Regions from separate parts of the Homo sapiens genome. Here region 1 is linked to region 2. A link is a loop called in an ENCODE intact Hi-C map of the cell type or tissue named here. Cell type or tissue: breast epithelium. All regions are shown on one strand.

Region 1 (8,000 bases), 400 kb before region 2:
TCTCACAGGACGCACAAAGGGGGGAGGGGGCTGCTGCCCTGCAATACTGAGGAGCTGGCCAGCCAGGGAGCCGCCCTCCTTACCCCCAGCCAGATATCCAGGCAGGAACCTGAAACCTGCTTCCCCAGATGCACTCTCTTGTCCTCAGGTCCCATCTGAGGCAGACCTGTCTCACAGGACAGCGCTGGAGTCCCCAGCAGCAGCAGCAGCCCCAGCCCTATGGTTCCTGGCAAACCCAGCAGACCTCAGCAACCCGGCTCCTGCAGACCATCCGAGCTGCCTCTGTCCACTCCTGGGCAGGTTGTGCTTGCATTCTGGAAGCTGTTTGACATACAAAGGCCAGATATCAGCCTTCTCGCTAACTCTGGAGTAGGGGAGGGTGTGGTGGGATGTGTGATTGTGTGTGTATGTGTGTGTATGTAGTGTGTGTGCGCATAGATATACAAAGCTGTGTGTATGCATCTGTTTGCGTGCGCAGGTTTGTGGACCTGTTCTGGGGCCTTCTCTCTTTCAGACTGCTGGGGATGGGCACTTTCTCTTTCCCCATCTCTTCCCCATCCAGCCCCACCCATCCCTGGTACCTGCAACTCATCAATACTGGAAACCAGCTCCTGCCAGTCCATCCATCTCTCAGCCTTGGCAGCCGCTGTTGCCCCTCAGCCCCCTCCCCTTCCTACCTCAGGAATCACTCTGGTTCCTGTAAAGCCCATGACTGAGCAGCAATTGGTGTGGGGTTGGGGGGAGGGAGAATCCAGTAAACCAAGACAGAATACAAAAGGCCCACTTAGCCCAGCCCGTGGCATGGGGCAGACCCTCCCGAGTGGGATCCAGAGCTGGGTCCAGCCACCCTCAGCCCCCTATGATGTACCCACCTCATTGGGGCTTGTTGCGGGGTAGGTCTAGGTTTGGGGGCTGTGTCTTTAAGGCTGAAACATCAGCAGACAACCTCTGCTGGGCCGTCTTCAGGGGAGGGGGAGGGGGGCTGGTCAGCCCATTAGCAGCAGAGCTGGCGCCAGGCACCAGCCCTTCACAGGGCCCTGGGGATTAGGGAGAGTAGCTCTTCCCCAGCCCGATCTGCCTCTGCGCCCCTGTCTCCTATTCCTCTCTGGGTGTGGTGAAGGAGGGGTAGCTGACAGCAGGTGAAAATAGAGCCTGGCCTTCAGGGGGCAAGTCAAGGCACTAGCTATGGGGCCTAAGCCAGGTCAACTCTCCCTCCAGCTGGCCTCCTCCCTACTCCTGTGCCAGAAGCCTGCCCTTTAACTTCAGGTCCTTCTACCTCGCAATTTTCAGGGACTCTAGTTCAAGTCAGGCCTTCCTACCCTAGGTTCTAGCTTTGGGTGCTTGTTGGGAGGAAGTGACCCCCACCCCAGCGGCAACAGGGGGCAATCAAGTGGGTAGAGGCCTGCAACCAGGGAAGGGAGGGGAAGGCGCTCCTGCTGTTCCGCAGGGGTGGGGCATCCCCCTCCCCATACAACCCCCCTCCAGCGGGCCATCAGGCCAGTGGGAGGAGCTGCCCGTGCCCCCCCTGAGACCGCAGGGCTATAAAGCCGCCTCGCAGCGGTCTGCGGCTCCTTCCCAGCCCCCGGCCTAGCTCTGCGAACGGTGACTGCCCATCCTTGGCCGCAATGAGCCACCACCCGTCGGGCCTCCGGGCCGGCTTCAGCTCCACCTCATACCGCCGTACCTTCGGTCCACCGCCCTCACTATCCCCCGGGGCCTTCTCCTACTCGTCCAGCTCCCGCTTCTCCAGCAGCCGCCTGCTGGGCTCCGCGTCCCCGAGCTCCTCGGTGCGCCTGGGCAGCTTCCGTAGCCCCCGAGCGGGAGCGGGCGCCCTCCTGCGCCTGCCCTCGGAGCGCCTCGACTTCTCCATGGCCGAGGCCCTCAACCAGGAGTTCCTGGCCACGCGCAGCAACGAGAAGCAGGAGCTGCAGGAGCTCAACGACCGCTTCGCCAACTTCATCGAGAAGGTACGCTTTCTGGAGCAGCAGAACGCGGCCCTGCGCGGGGAGCTGAGCCAAGCCCGGGGCCAGGAGCCGGCGCGCGCCGACCAGCTGTGCCAGCAGGAGCTGCGCGAGCTGCGGCGAGAGCTGGAGCTGTTGGGCCGCGAGCGTGACCGGGTGCAGGTGGAGCGCGACGGGCTGGCGGAGGACCTGGCGGCGCTCAAGCAGAGGTCAGGGGGCAGGGCTGGGCCGCTGCCGTCGAGGCGAGGTCGAAGCGGCCGTCGAGGCGGCTGCTCTTGCCTCCCCTCGCTTCCCCTCTCCATCAGCAGCCCAAGGGTGTGGCTCCCCTTACCAACCCAGGTGTGTGCGGGCAGCATCCCTGCCCACGGGCTCCAAGTGCCCCCCGCTACCCCTTTGCTCTGAGTGTTTGGGGAGGTGGGAGAAGTGGGTATCTGTGCCTCCCCTGAGTAATGAGGAAACCCCCTTTTCAGCTCCCAGTCCGTTAGAGACAATGCGGGGCAATTCCATTAGACAGCCTCAGCCCTCCATTTAGAGTCCTGGGCAGCAGAACAGCCTCTAACCGGATCCTGGGGGGCGTGCGGTCTGGGGTGCGAGCTGGGCGGCGACCCCGCAGTTCAGCCTCTGCACGCTCTTCCCGTCAGGTTGGAGGAGGAGACGCGCAAGCGGGAGGACGCGGAGCACAACCTCGTGCTCTTCCGCAAGGTGAGTCCGAGCCCCTCTCCGAGTTCAGCCTCCCCACCGCTACCCCCGATCTCAGTATCCAGAGGTGGCATCGGTGGGCGCGGGGAGAAGGGGGTAACCCAGATGCCTCCTGAGGCAGACAGGGAAGGCCTGGTCCTTCCTTGGTCTGCGCAGCCCCTAACTTATCTTGAACCTCCACTGCCACCCCTCGAAGGACGTGGACGATGCCACTCTGTCCCGCCTGGAACTAGAGCGCAAGATTGAGTCTCTGATGGATGAGATTGAGTTCCTCAAGAAGCTGCACGAGGAGGTAAGTGGGCCCGGTATCAGGGGCGGTTTCTGAGGTTGTGGGGTGGTCTCGCTGGAGCTGGCGGGTGGAGCGGAGGCATCGCCCTGGGGATCAGGACGATGCTGGGTAGACGCAGCCCCTCCACCCTAGTCTACAGGTGGTTAGACTCCCACCCTTGCGCCACCTGGCGGCGGGCAGCGGGGCTGTACCTCCGAAACCTGGCCTCTGGTCTCGCGCCCGCGGGGGCGCAGGGCTGTACGCCCTGCCCTCCCTGGCGCCCACTTCTGTTCGTTCAAGCGTTTCTTCTCTTTTCTGTGCACGAACTGCGTGGCCCGCGTGGAATTTGCGCCGCTGTCCATCCTCTGCCTGCTCCCGGCCGTAGGAGCTGCGAGACCTGCAGGTGAGTGTGGAGAGCCAGCAGGTGCAGCAGGTGGAGGTGGAAGCCACGGTGAAGCCCGAGCTGACGGCAGCGCTGAGGGACATCCGCGCGCAGTACGAGAGCATCGCCGCGAAGAACCTGCAGGAGGCGGAGGAGTGGTACAAGTCCAAGGTGCAAGAGCCGGGAGGGCCTGCGAGGCGGGACGCTGGGGTGGTGTCGCGCGTCCCAGCCGACTAAAGCCTGGGTTACCCCCACTTCTCAGTACGCGGACCTGTCCGACGCTGCCAACCGGAACCACGAGGCCCTGCGCCAGGCCAAGCAGGAGATGAACGAGTCCCGACGCCAGATCCAGAGTCTAACGTGCGAGGTGGACGGGCTGCGCGGCACGGTGAGTACGAAGCTGCGCGCTCGGGCCCGGGGAGCGGACGATGAAATGTTCTGCAACTGGCCCCTTCCACTCTCCTACCCCAGAACGAGGCGCTGCTCAGGCAGTTGAGAGAGCTGGAGGAGCAGTTCGCCCTGGAGGCGGGGGGCTACCAGGCGGGCGCTGCGCGGCTCGAGGAGGAGCTGCGACAGCTAAAAGAGGAGATGGCGCGGCACCTGAGGGAGTACCAGGAGCTCCTCAACGTCAAGATGGCCCTGGACATCGAGATCGCCACCTACCGCAAGCTGCTGGAGGGCGAGGAGAGCCGGTGAGGGTGGAGCTGCTGGGGCGGGGCAGGGCGGGGTCGGGACTGGGCCGGGCAGGGCGGGGCCTGGGCAGGGGCGCTGACAACTTGCTTCGCCTCTAGGATCTCCGTGCCCGTCCATTCTTTTGCCTCCTTAAATATAAAGACGACTGGTGAGTCTGGCTTACAGCCTGTACCTCTCCTTGTCCACTTCTGCCCTCCTCGGGCTCTTGCTCTGGCTCACCTCAGGGATCTCTTCTCCCCACGGAACTTCTGGGTCCTGGCCTGTACCCACCCCTACTCCTCAAACCCGCCCCTCCCCTGCCCTCAGGGATAGCAGTGGGAGCCTAAGAGGAGAGATTCCCACGCCTTCCCCCTTGAACCCTTTATCCTGCTTTCTTCAGTGCCTGAGGTGGAGCCTCCCCAGGACAGCCACAGCCGGAAGACGGTTCTGATCAAGACCATTGAGACCCGGAATGGGGAGGTGAGGCAGGTCCCCTAATGCCAGGACCCCACCATTTCCCATATTATTTCTGAGCCCCAGCCTGGCTGTCGCTAATCTTACTTAGGGTGGGTAATTCTTGGGGAGAGACAGAGAAGGAGACAGAGAACGTGGATAGATAACCAGGAGCCTCTGCTGGTTACCCCAGGGAGTGGGGCTCTATGATCCAAAGGAGTAGGATGGAGGGTGGCGCTGAATGGCTTGTGCCCATCATATGCCCTGTCCCCAGCAGGTGGTGACAGAGTCCCAGAAGGAGCAGCGCAGTGAGCTGGACAAGTCTTCTGCCCACAGTTACTGAACCCCTTGGTCCGGAGCCTTGACTCTGCCCTAGGCCTGCTCAAAGCCCAAACCCTAAGACCACTCCTGAATTGTCTCCTCTCCCTCTGCATGTGTCTAAAAGGTGGTACCAGGCATCCCTTTCCTGGCTTATGGCCAAGCCCTACCCGGCCAGCAGTCGCTGGGCCTCTCCCTGCCCTGACACTTGATGTGACCTATGTGCTTCCCTTTTCATGTCCCGATAAGAAGCCAATGATCCCCCCTCAGGACAAATCTACTCCAGCCACGATGAGAAGTGGGTGAGCCAGGGTCTGAGTTTCACATTTGAACCAAATAAAATGCTGTCAAGAGAAAACTCTCCAGTGCATTTGTTTCTGTGGAAGTGTGTGTGCGGTACCTGAGGGGAGGAGCCTCGGCGGTGTTCTCCCTTTGTCTCGAGTCATTTCTTTTCTGGCTGTCACTCTCTTGGCATCAATATACCCTTCTAGGTTTTCTACCTCTGTCCATTCCTTTTCAGCTTTTGTCCCTCACCTGCAGCCTGGAATGCCCAGCCACCTGCTGGGTGCCTCACAGGCCACTCAAACTCAACCTGTCCCAAACAGAGCTCCTCACCTCCCTCTGCAATCATGCTCTTCCTCTGGATTCCTTGCCCCAGAAGAAGGCACCACTAAGACACCTAGTGCCCAAGTTAGAATTCACCTCAGCTTATGCACCCTTCTTTTCTTCACCTGACCCCAAATTCTGTGAAGTCTACTTCTTTTGTTATTTAAAAAATTTTAATAGGCTGGGCGCGGTGGCTCACGCCTGTAATCCCAGCACTTTGAGAGGCCGAGGCAGGTGGATCATGAGGTCAGGAGATCAAGACCATCCTGGCTAACATGGTGAAACCTTGTCTCTACTAAAACTACAAAAAAATGGCCGGGCGTGGTGGCTCACACCTGTAATCCCAGCACTTTGGGAGGCCAAGGCGGGTGGATCACTTGAGGTCAGGAGTTCAAGAAGAGCCTGGCCAACATGGTGAAACCCTGTCTCTACTAAAAATAAAAAAATTAGCTGGGTGTGATGGCGGGTGCCTGTAATCCCAGCCACTTGGGAGGCTGAGGCAGGAGAATCGCTTGAACCTGGGAGGCGGAGGTTGTAGTGAGCCGAGATCGCACCACTGCACTCCAGCCTGGGCAACAGAGCGAAACTCTGTCTCAAATAATAATAATAAGAAGAAGAAGAAGAAGAAGAAGAAGAAGAAGAAGAAGCCCGGTGGCCAGGCACGGTGGCTCATGCCTGTAATCCCAGCACTTTGGGAGGCCAAGGCGGGCGGATCACGAGGTCAGGAGATCGAGACCATCCTGGCTAACATGGTGAAACCCCGTTTCTACTAAAAAAAAATACAAAAAATTAGCCAGGCATGGTGGCGGGCACCTGTAGTCCCAGCTACTCCGGAGGCTGAGGCAGAAGAATGGTGTGAACCCAGGAGGCGGAGCTTGCAATGAGCTGAGATCATACCACTGTACTCCAGCCTGGGCAACAGAGCGAGACTCCGTCTCAAAAAAAAAAAAAAAATAGCCAGGCGTAGTGGCACGCGCCTGTAGTCTCAGCTACTTGGGAGGCTGAGGCAGAAGAATCACTTGAACCCAGGAGGCAGAGGTTGCAGCAAGCCGAGACCGTGCCACTGCACTCCAGCCTGGGCAACAGAGCGAGACTCCATCTCAAAAAAAAAATATATATATATATACACACACACATTTATTTATTTATTTATTTATTTATTTATTTATTGAGATGGAGTTTTGCTCTTGTTGCCCAGGCTGGAGTGCAGTGGCTCAGTCTCCACTCACTGCAAACTCCATCTCCCGGGTTCAAGCAATTCTCCTGCCTCAGCCTCCCAAATACCTGAGATTACAGGTGTGCACCACCATGCCCAGCTAATTTTGTAAAGTTTTTTTAGTAGAGACAGGGTTTCACCATGTTGGTCAGGCTGGTCTCGAACCCCTGACCTCAGGTGATTCACCCACCTCGGCCTCCCAAAGTGCTGGGATTACAGGCGTGAGCCACTGCACCCGGCCAAAAATAATTTTTTTTTTTTTTTTTTTTGAGATGGAGTCTTGCTCTGTCACCCAGGCTGGAGTGCAGTGGGGCAATCTCGGCTCACTGCAAGCTCCGCCTCCTGGGTTCATGTCATTCTCCTGCCTCAGCCTCCCAAGTAGCTGGGACTACAGGCGCCTGCCACCACACCCAGCTAATTTTTTTGTATTTTTAGTAGAGACGGGGTTTCGCCGTGTTAGCCAGGATGGTCTCCATCTCCTGACCTCATGATCTGCTCACCTCGGCCTCCCAAAATGCTGGGAATACAGGAGTGAGCCACCTCGCCCAGCCCAAAAAATAATTTTTAAATTTGCTTCATGAGATGGGGTCTTGCTATGTCACCCAGGCTGGTATTGAACTCCTGGGCTCAAATGATCCTCCTGCCTCAGCTGCCCAAAGTAATGCTAGGATTACAGGCACAAGACATCATGTCAGGCTTTTTTTTTTTTTTTGAGACGGTCTCACTCTGCCACCCAGGCTGGAGTGCAGTGGCACCATCATAGCTCACTGCAACCTTGACCTCCTGGGTTCAAGTGATCCTCCCACCTCAGCCTCTTGAGTAGCTGGGACCACAGAAACTTGCCACCACTCATAGCAAATTTTTCCATTTTTTGTAGCGATAAGGCCTCCCTATGTTGCTTAGGCTGGTCTCAAACTCCTGGGCGCAAGTGATCCTCCCACCTCAGCCTCCCAAAATGCTGGGATTACAGGCATGAGCCACTGTGCCTGGTATGAAGTCTACTTCTTAACTCTCTTTCAAGTCTGTCTGGTTCTCTCCATCCCCATTACCAACATCTTAGTCCAGGCCAGCATCATATCTTGCGTGGGTCACATTATCTACATTATCAATGGTTTCCTTCCCCTGGCCTGCTCTGCCACCTGCCCAAATCTATTCAATACCCTTAGTAAATCAGATTATGCCATCACCATCCCTGCCTCTGCTTGAAAATGTCTATTTCCTGACCAGGTGTGGAGACTCATGCCTGTAATCCCAGCACTTTGGGTGGCCAAGGTGGGAGGATGGTTTGAGGCCAGGAGTTCGAGACCAGCCTCAGCAACACAGAGAGACCCCATTTCTACAAAAATTAAAATATTAGCCGGGCATGGTGGCATGAGCCTGTGGTCCCAGCTACTTGGGAGGCTGAGGTAGGAGGATCACTGGAGC
Region 2 (8,000 bases):
GTACCCTTACAGATACTTTTTTATTAATTTAAAATCTATATATAAAAAATAAAAGATTAAGCATCTTTTAGAAGTTGTTTTTCCAACAGTCCTTTTAGCATGAATAAAAAATCTAACCAAAAATAGTTTCCTTAAGGCCTAAGTTAGTGACATTTAAGCTGAGACCATCCCCGCTTAGTTAACCCCTCTGAGCCCTAGCTTCATATTGCCTGTAAAAAAACACTGCAGTGAAATACTGCCTCATAGAGTTGTTGTTAAGTTAAATGAGATAAAACATGTCAAAGTACGCGGCATACATCCAACAAATGTTAACTGTCTTTCCTTAACCTTTACAAGTTAAATCCAGGCAGTCGGTAAGGACCAGACACTGAGCCATTCCTAAAAGGATGAGATGAGGGACTCTACTCAGAAAAAAACAGAGTGTTGTCTTAAAGATTTTTTTTCATAAGTCCCCCAAAAGATGTAAATTTTCCTACAAAAATTCTGTTATGAAATATCCGAGCAGTCAAAAAAGGTACAGGTCATTTTTTTTTTTTGTAAGGTAGAAGAGAGGATTTAAGCATTGCTAGAGAAACAAACGTTCCATCCATCCTTCTCCCAGGCAGATGCTGGGAAGCTCACTACCCAGATATTCCCCCAAGGACCTCAGGCCTGCAGGAAAGAGTTGCTGCTTTAGGCAGGTAGTACCTCCAAACACAGGATATTATCTAACCTTTGGCCGTCACTGCAAGAGGCCACTGGGTTCCTGGGATTTGTGAAAATATAGCTGTCTCTTGGTATTTGAAGGGGATTGGTTCTAGGACCTCTCTAGAATACCAAAATCCCCAGATGCTCAAGTCTCTGATATAAAATTATATAGTAATTGCATACAACCTACACACATCCTCCTGTATACTTTAAATCACCTCTAAACTGTTTATAATACATAATACAATTAAGTGCTATGTAAATACAGTTGTCCCTCAGTATATGTGGGGAATTGGTTCCAGGACCAGACCAAATGGCTCCAAGCCTGGTCCTGGAACCAAAACCTGAGCATACTCAAACTCCACAGGCCCCATGGAACCCATGTGTATGAAAAAGTCTGCCCTCCTTGTAAGGTTTTCAATTCTTACTACTCAATTCTCGTTTGATTGAAAAATCTGCGTATAAGCTCACCCACACAATTCAAGGCCTTGTTGTTTAAGACTCACCTACAGTTGTTATACTGTTTTGTTTACAGAATAATTACAAGGAAAAAAACGCTACATGATCAGTACATGCACAATTTTTTCAAATATTTTATATCTGAAGTTGGTTGAATCCACAGATACAGAACCCACAGATAAGGAGGGCCAGCTGTACATCCTATTATCTCCACCTGGATCTTCCCAAAGGTTGAGGGCTAGGGCCCTAGTTCAAAGAGGTAGACCCCATCACAAAGGATCCTTAATCAAAGTTAAACTGTCCAGGGGCCTGAATATCTTCCTCTGAATGGGAATCACCCAAGTTTCAACAAGCTCTTTTTGTTGGAACCACTAACAGCAGCATTATTTTATCTGAACCAATAACCAGGGCTCCTTCTTACCAAGGATCAAGAGTACTAAAACTGTATCAAGGAGTTCCTGCAGTAGAGTTTCCTCACCCAGCTATCACTTCCCATTCCTCCAGGCTGGCAGCCAGGGCTTCCTCAGCAAATCCAAAAATGGTCTTTAAAACTCCCAAAATACTACATGTGTTCATACATAGATGGGAGGGGGAGAGGGGAAATAGGGACCACAGGTTTAACTGGATTTCCAAAGGAATCTGTTACCCAAAAGATTGAGAACTACTGTTGACAGATCTCTCAAACATATTCCCAACTTATAAAAACTTTTACTCTGGCTTGAGTAACTGACCAGGGGGTGAGTGTAGTATGTACATCCCAAACTGCCACTTGATGAGTTTTAGGGTAGAGCCCACAGTACAGAGGAATCAGGTATTAAACCAACAGGCAGAGGTAATAAAAAGAGGTCCACCTCTTTCCTAAAGGTGTGCTAGGAAATGGGAAAACCAAGAAAGCACCACACACCATGGCTCTGTCTTCCCTTTTACTGCTCTTGAAGCTTCATCCTCAATTGGTACACAGGACAAAGGAGGTACAGATAAGTGGAAGGCAAATCTCAGTAGGGGTGCCAATCACATTTTGGGCAGGATCCTTCTTCATTGTGTGGGACTCACCAAAACATGACCCAAACACAGAGGGATGTTTAACAGCCTTGGCTCTCAGCTAGAAAGCCTAGCACTCCCAGTCAGTATGATAATCAAAACATCCTCAAGTGCTTCCAAAAACTCCCTCCTGGGACAATACCTCCCTCAGTTGAAAGCTACTTTAAATTATGGAATTCTGAGACGAGATAAAGTGGGTAATGTATATACAATAAATATTTATTTTTAGCACCTTTATAGGTTACAAAGTGTTTTCACTATGTTGTCTCCTGTAAGCATCCTCAAAAACCTGTAGGATAGGTATTATCCTCACACGTGTCATAAAGGATGAAATTGACTCAGAAAAGTTACAGGATTTGCCTAAAGTCGTGCAGCTGAAAAAAAAAAAGACTATAAAGCTGGATCAGAACCTAAGTCTTCTGATTCCAAAACCAATGGTCTACTGCTTCCTCCCAGAACAAAATTTTTTTTAAGATTTCATGGGAAACACTAGGAGGATCTATTGACTGGCTCCCCAGCTTCTGTGTAAAAACAAGAACAGAAACTGCTCTAAGCTATAGGTAGTTTTTAAAACCAAATATCCATCTCCTAAAGTACCCAACGACCAGGCTCATGTCAACTTTCTTAGAGAGGCACCGTACAATTAAAAGAGGATTATGATATTCTCCATTCTGAATTTGAGTAGAAATGAGCAAACAGGGGAGAAACAAAGTACGTATCTTCCCTGTTGGTGTGTATAAGGGACCCAGAGGTAAGATCACCAGCCCCAACTCCAGTTTTGGCCATAACTCTGGGTGAGGGGGGATAAGGTGGTAAAAGAGATGGACGTGGGGGATAAGGATAAGAATTAAACCATCACTAATATACAAGAGCCTAAACTTGTCCTCTACTGGCAAAATCTGCCATGTAAATAATTCTGCTAGCCCCTCGTGGTTCTGGACATTATTGAGAACACCTTTCAAGGACCTAAAAATACTTTATAAACTAAGAAGAGTATGCATAATAGTAAAGCTGCAGGAGGGGAGATACTGCTCCCCACCCCCAAAAAAAAAAAACACCCTATCCATGTCCTCCCCTACCCAACACACAAACCCCAACCCACAACTTTGTTGTGAGGTGATGGAAGACAGAAAGCGTAAGAGAACCTGGAAAGAGGAAGATTCTAAAAGAGGAAAAGAGAAGTAGAGAGGAAAGTGGGAGGCAAAGACAACAAGAGTATCTCCAGGACACAGAGGGAGCTTGACATTTCTACACCTTTCCTGGGGGACTGACTCACTCTCCATGTGAAAGGAAAACAAGATACAAAGACATAACTTTGCCCAGAGAGGCAAAAGAGAGAGACTGGAAATGGAATGCAGGAATTCTAGCTGCCCAGCTCAGTTCTATTCTGGAATCCACTTCACTTCTCTATGAATGACAATCTTAAATCCCTGAAGTTCTCACCTGCTGCTATTCAGAAGTACCCAGCAAGAAGCAGGAGAGGAGGAGCCTGTGTGCTGACAGGACCGTCCCCTCCTCTATCTTCAAAGAAAAAGGTCCTCCCCTTCTTTAAAGTCATTTCCGAACCGCGATGAACCCCTAGCCTTTCCCTGGCTCTGCTATTGCTCAGCTCAGACGTGGGAGAAATGTTTCCCCAGAATGGAAGAGACTGGTCTGGAGACGTGGGAGAAATGTTTCCCCAGAATGGAAGTGACTGGTCTGGCAGACCAGATGACACGCTGACTTCAGGCAGCCAACACTGCTGTCCCATGGGCTTACTACAGTCACTTCTGGGGCACATACTTTGGTGTTGACCACAGAACCAGGACCCCGGCTCTGCCCAGCCTCCCCAAGCAACCTCAGGGGCAGGGGAGGATCTGTGGTCTCATTTCCTCTCCACTTTGGCTTCTTTTTTCACTTCACTGAAGATTAGTTATTTCCACCAAGACCAGTTCCTGTTCTCACCAGCTGTAGCAGTTGTTTCCCCACAGACAGAATTAGGAAGCACTGGTGTGGCTGCCACCTGGACTGTCCCAGCTGCAGAACACAGACCCAATGAGTCCTGAGAAAGGGCTTTTTCATCCCAGATAAAGTAGCAGGAAGAAAGTAACGGGCAGGAAGCAATTCCAAGAACTCCACAGTGGATACAATGGCATCCATTTTATTATTTTAACCTTACATAACAGTTACATATGCTTTTATACGTGAAAAATATTTTATAATGAAAAACTATACGAAATGTATACATTTATTACATAGACATATGTATATAATAAATCCCCAACAGAGAGCAAAGAACGCAAATAAAAGATGGCCAAAACACTTAAAATGAAATGTTCAGAGAACTGCAAAGTAAAACAAGATACCATGTCTAATTAATCAAACTGGCAAAGGCTTTAAAAACATTAATTCACTCAGTAACGGTTAGCTTACAGAGAAAGGTAGACACATATACTATCAGTGGAAAAGGTAACTGATAAAACTTTTTCAGAAGATATATGTCTCAAACGCCTTTAAAAACCATATACCCTTTGGCCCAATAATTCCACTTCTAGCAATTTATCCTAAGGAAATAATCAGAGATGGACACAAATATTTATGCACAGGATGTTCAACACAGTGTTATTTGTAACAGCAAAAAAAAGATTTTAGGCTGGGCGTGGTGCTCACGCCTGTAATCCCAGCACTTTGGGAGGCCGAGGCAGGTGGATCACGAGGTCAGGAGATTGAGACCATCCTGGCTAACATGGTGAAACCCCATCTCTACTAAAAACACAAAAAATTAGCCAGGCGTGGTGGCGGGCGCCTGTAGTCCCAGCTACTCGGGAAGCTAAGGCAGAAGAATGGTGTGAACCCGGGAGGCAGAGCTTGTAGTGAGCCGAGATCGAGCCACTGCACTCCAGCCTGGGCGACAGAGTGAGAATCCGTCTCAAAAAAAAAAAAAAAAAAAGAGATTTTAAAAGGGTAAGATACGCTGGACGCAGTGGCTCATGCCTATAATCCCAAAACTTTGGGAGGCCGAGGCAGGTGGGTCGCGTGAGGTCAGGAGTTTGAGATCAGCCTGGCCAACGTGGCAAAAACCCATCTCTAATGAAACTACAAAAATTAGCCAGGCATGGTGGCATGCACCTGTAATCCCAGTTACTCAGGAGGTTGAGGCAGAAGAATTGCTTGAACCCAGGAAGCAGAGGTTACAGTGAGCCGAGATCGCACCATTGCACTCCAACCTGGGCGACACAGCAAGACTCCACCTCAAAAAAAAAAAAAAAAAAAAAGGCAACATAAGGCAGTGATAAAATATTATAGAGTACTATGCAGTAATGAAATCATGATACTGGGCCGGGCGCAGTGGCTCACACCTGTAATCCCAGCACTTTGGGAGGCCGAGGTGGGTAGATCTAAGGTCAGAAGTTTGAGACCAGCCTGGCCAACATGGTGAAACCCCATCTCTACTAAAAATACAAAAAAATTAGCCAGGCGTGGTGGTGGGCGTCTGTAATCCCAGCTACTTGGGAGGCTGAGGCAGGAGAATTGCTTGAACCCAGGAGATGGAGGTTGCAGTGAGCCGAGATCGGGCCATTGCACTCCAGCCCGGGCAACAGAGTGAGACTCCATCTCAAAAAAAAAAAAAAAAAGAAATAATGATACTGAATAATATATAAGCAAATGAGAAAATGCTTAAAATAGTAAATGAACAAATCAGTTTACAAAACAATATACACAGTATGATCCCAATTGTTAAAAAATATATATACACGTACATCAAAGTGTTAATAGTAGATGGTGAGATTATAGGTTTTATTATCTTCTTTACACTTTTCAGTAAGTTCCAAATTTACCTAATAAATATTTATTATTTTCATAATCAGGAGAAAAGAAGCTATTCTCAATCCTCTTCCATCCTTTTAAAAACCTTCTCATACATTATTCCCTCTTTTAAAAACCATTTGGAAACAAAAACAGTTATATCCTACAATCTAGCAAGTTCTATTTTGAGTTTCTATCCCAAGGAAAACTCTAAATATTGAAAATACTTTGTACACCAAGATGTTCATCACAGCATTGTTTATGATGACAAACAGAAGCAAAAAACCTAAATATCTAAGAAAAGGTGTATGGGTAAGCAAACAAAGGTACCTTCACTTGATGGACCATCGTACAAGCATTTAAATGTTTACAGGCCAGGCTTGGTGGCTCTTGCCTGTAATCCCAGCACTTTGGGAGGCCGAGGTGGGCAGATCACTTGAGGCCAGGGGTTCGAGACCAGCCTGGCCAACACATGGTGAAACCCCGTCTCTACTAAAAACACAAAAATTAGCCAGGCGTGGTGGCAGGCGCCTGTCATCCCAGCTATTTGGGAGGCGAGGCAGGAGAATCGCTTGAACCCAGGAGGCAGAGGTTGCAGTGAGCAGAGATTGTACCACTGCATTCCAGCCTGGGTGACAGAGTAAGACTGTCTCAAAAACAAAAACAAACCACTTACAATTACTAGCCTGGGAAAACTAATGAAATAACAAAAGCAAAAAACAAACAAAAAAACTGGATAAAAAACATATATACTGGCAGGGCATGGTGGCTCATGCCTAAAATCCCAATACTTTGGGTGACTGAGGTGGGAGAATCACTTGAGCCTAGGAGTTTGAAACCAATGTGGGCAACAAAGCAAGACCCCATCTCTACAAAAAATGAAAAAATTAGCCAGGCATGGTGGCGCACGCCTGTGGTCTAGCTACTCAGGAGGCTGAGGCAGGAGGATCACTCAAGCCTGGGAGTTCAAAGCTGCAGTGAGGTGCAGTGAGCCATGATCATGTCACTGCACTCCACCATGGGTGACAGAGCGAGACTCTGTCTTAAATAAATAAATCAAATATCAAAACATTGTATAAAACTCTATGCAGAGAAAAAAATATAAAGGTTTTAAAGCACATCAGCTGCATTTGGTAAAGGAACTAAGAAAATATTTGCATTTGGTAAAGAAACTAGAGAAAATATGGATGTTTTTCTTTAACCTAAATCTTTAGTCTTTTCTTCTTTCTGAATTGTCCCATACTTTCTTTAGAGAATAAGTATTACTTTAAGAGGAAAACAAAACAAAACAAAACAAAAAAACGCTGAATCTCCCTCTGGGCAATGAAAACATTCCCAAATGACAGAGTCCACTCCATCAGTCCCTTCCCCACCACACACAGGCTTCCCCCAGACTAAGGCAGGGTCATATCAGAAGGTCAAGGGAATAAGACTCCTCTCTGTGGTCTAGGGTCTTCTCTGTGGGGTCTCTGAACAAGAAGAAGGTTCCTCTGACCAGCTGCTGTGAAAGGCCCTTTCCCTGCCCCCTCCCAAGTTCTATTCTAGCCTGAACTAATTCACCACAATCCTGAGGGCTGGGAAAAAAATTTCCACCATGGTGATTTGGAACCTGATATTTAGTCCAAGTTTTTCCCAGCCCATTTCTGTGTCAAAGGAGGCCCCTCAAAGCCTCTTAGACAACTAGCACCCAGGCCAGCTTAGCTCCCACATCAATGCTACACTTACAGAAAAACCCCCAAGTTGTCAGTCATCACCAGGGAAATGTGAGAGGAGAAACTGCAGCAGGGATAGCTCCTGTCACACAACCCTACCCTTATGCCCTGAAAGCCTCCTCCTAAGGGATATACAGGGCTTTTTCTGGCATCAGAACTTTTAGACTCCATGTCAAGTCTGTAGTAAATCAACAAAGAGAAAAATCAGAGTACAATCACAACAAAGACAGACAGCTATCCTTTCAAAGACCTTAGAGCCCTCTGCCTCCCCTCTCTATGGAAAGTCCAGTACTGGCCAGAATACTAGCTTCTGAG

What was found. Peaks named below come from ENCODE experiments on the same cell type or tissue, not always from the same donor. Only the 100,000 strongest peaks of a DNase experiment are listed, where the experiment ranks them.
Region 1: a loop joins it to region 2, with 9 times the contacts of the local background. A loop is called at or near these places in 3 of 110 quality-filtered maps.

The regions. Positions count from the first base shown.
Region 1 is chr12:49,293,576-49,301,575 of GRCh38, forward strand. It overlaps PRPH (peripherin), which reads left to right and starts at 1,572. Exons shown (of 9, transcript NM_006262.4): 1 at 1,572-2,170; 2 at 2,603-2,663; 3 at 2,857-2,952; 4 at 3,314-3,481; 5 at 3,573-3,698; 6 at 3,782-4,002; 7 at 4,102-4,151; 8 at 4,383-4,462; 9 at 4,713-5,111. The coding sequence starts at 1,626. The coding sequence ends at 4,778. It overlaps TROAP-AS1 (TROAP and PRPH antisense RNA 1), which reads right to left. Exons shown (of 8, transcript NR_120449.1): 5 at 3,141-4,131; 6 at 1,685-3,009; 7 at 873-960; 8 at 1-321. RefSeq lists enhancers at 1-590, 670-1,587, 1,588-2,504, 3,477-4,021, 3,761-3,930 and a silencer at 3,831-4,125. In breast epithelium, CTCF peaks have their summits at 3,132 (motif pointing left) and 3,332 (motif pointing right); a DNase peak (open chromatin) is centred at 3,954; H3K4me3 peaks cover 2,485 bases; H3K27ac peaks cover 385 bases; H3K27me3 peaks cover 5,065 bases.
Region 2 is chr12:49,695,295-49,703,294 of GRCh38, forward strand. The region is part of intron 1 of FMNL3 (formin like 3); the gene reads right to left. Among named protein-coding and RNA genes, the nearest start is that of FMNL3, 8.1 kb to the right of the region's middle. RefSeq lists enhancers at 1,674-2,175, 3,804-3,903, 3,924-3,983, 4,224-4,273. In breast epithelium, no CTCF peak of the experiment used is centred here; a DNase peak (open chromatin) is centred at 4,132; H3K4me3 peaks cover 584 bases; H3K27ac peaks cover 1,580 bases.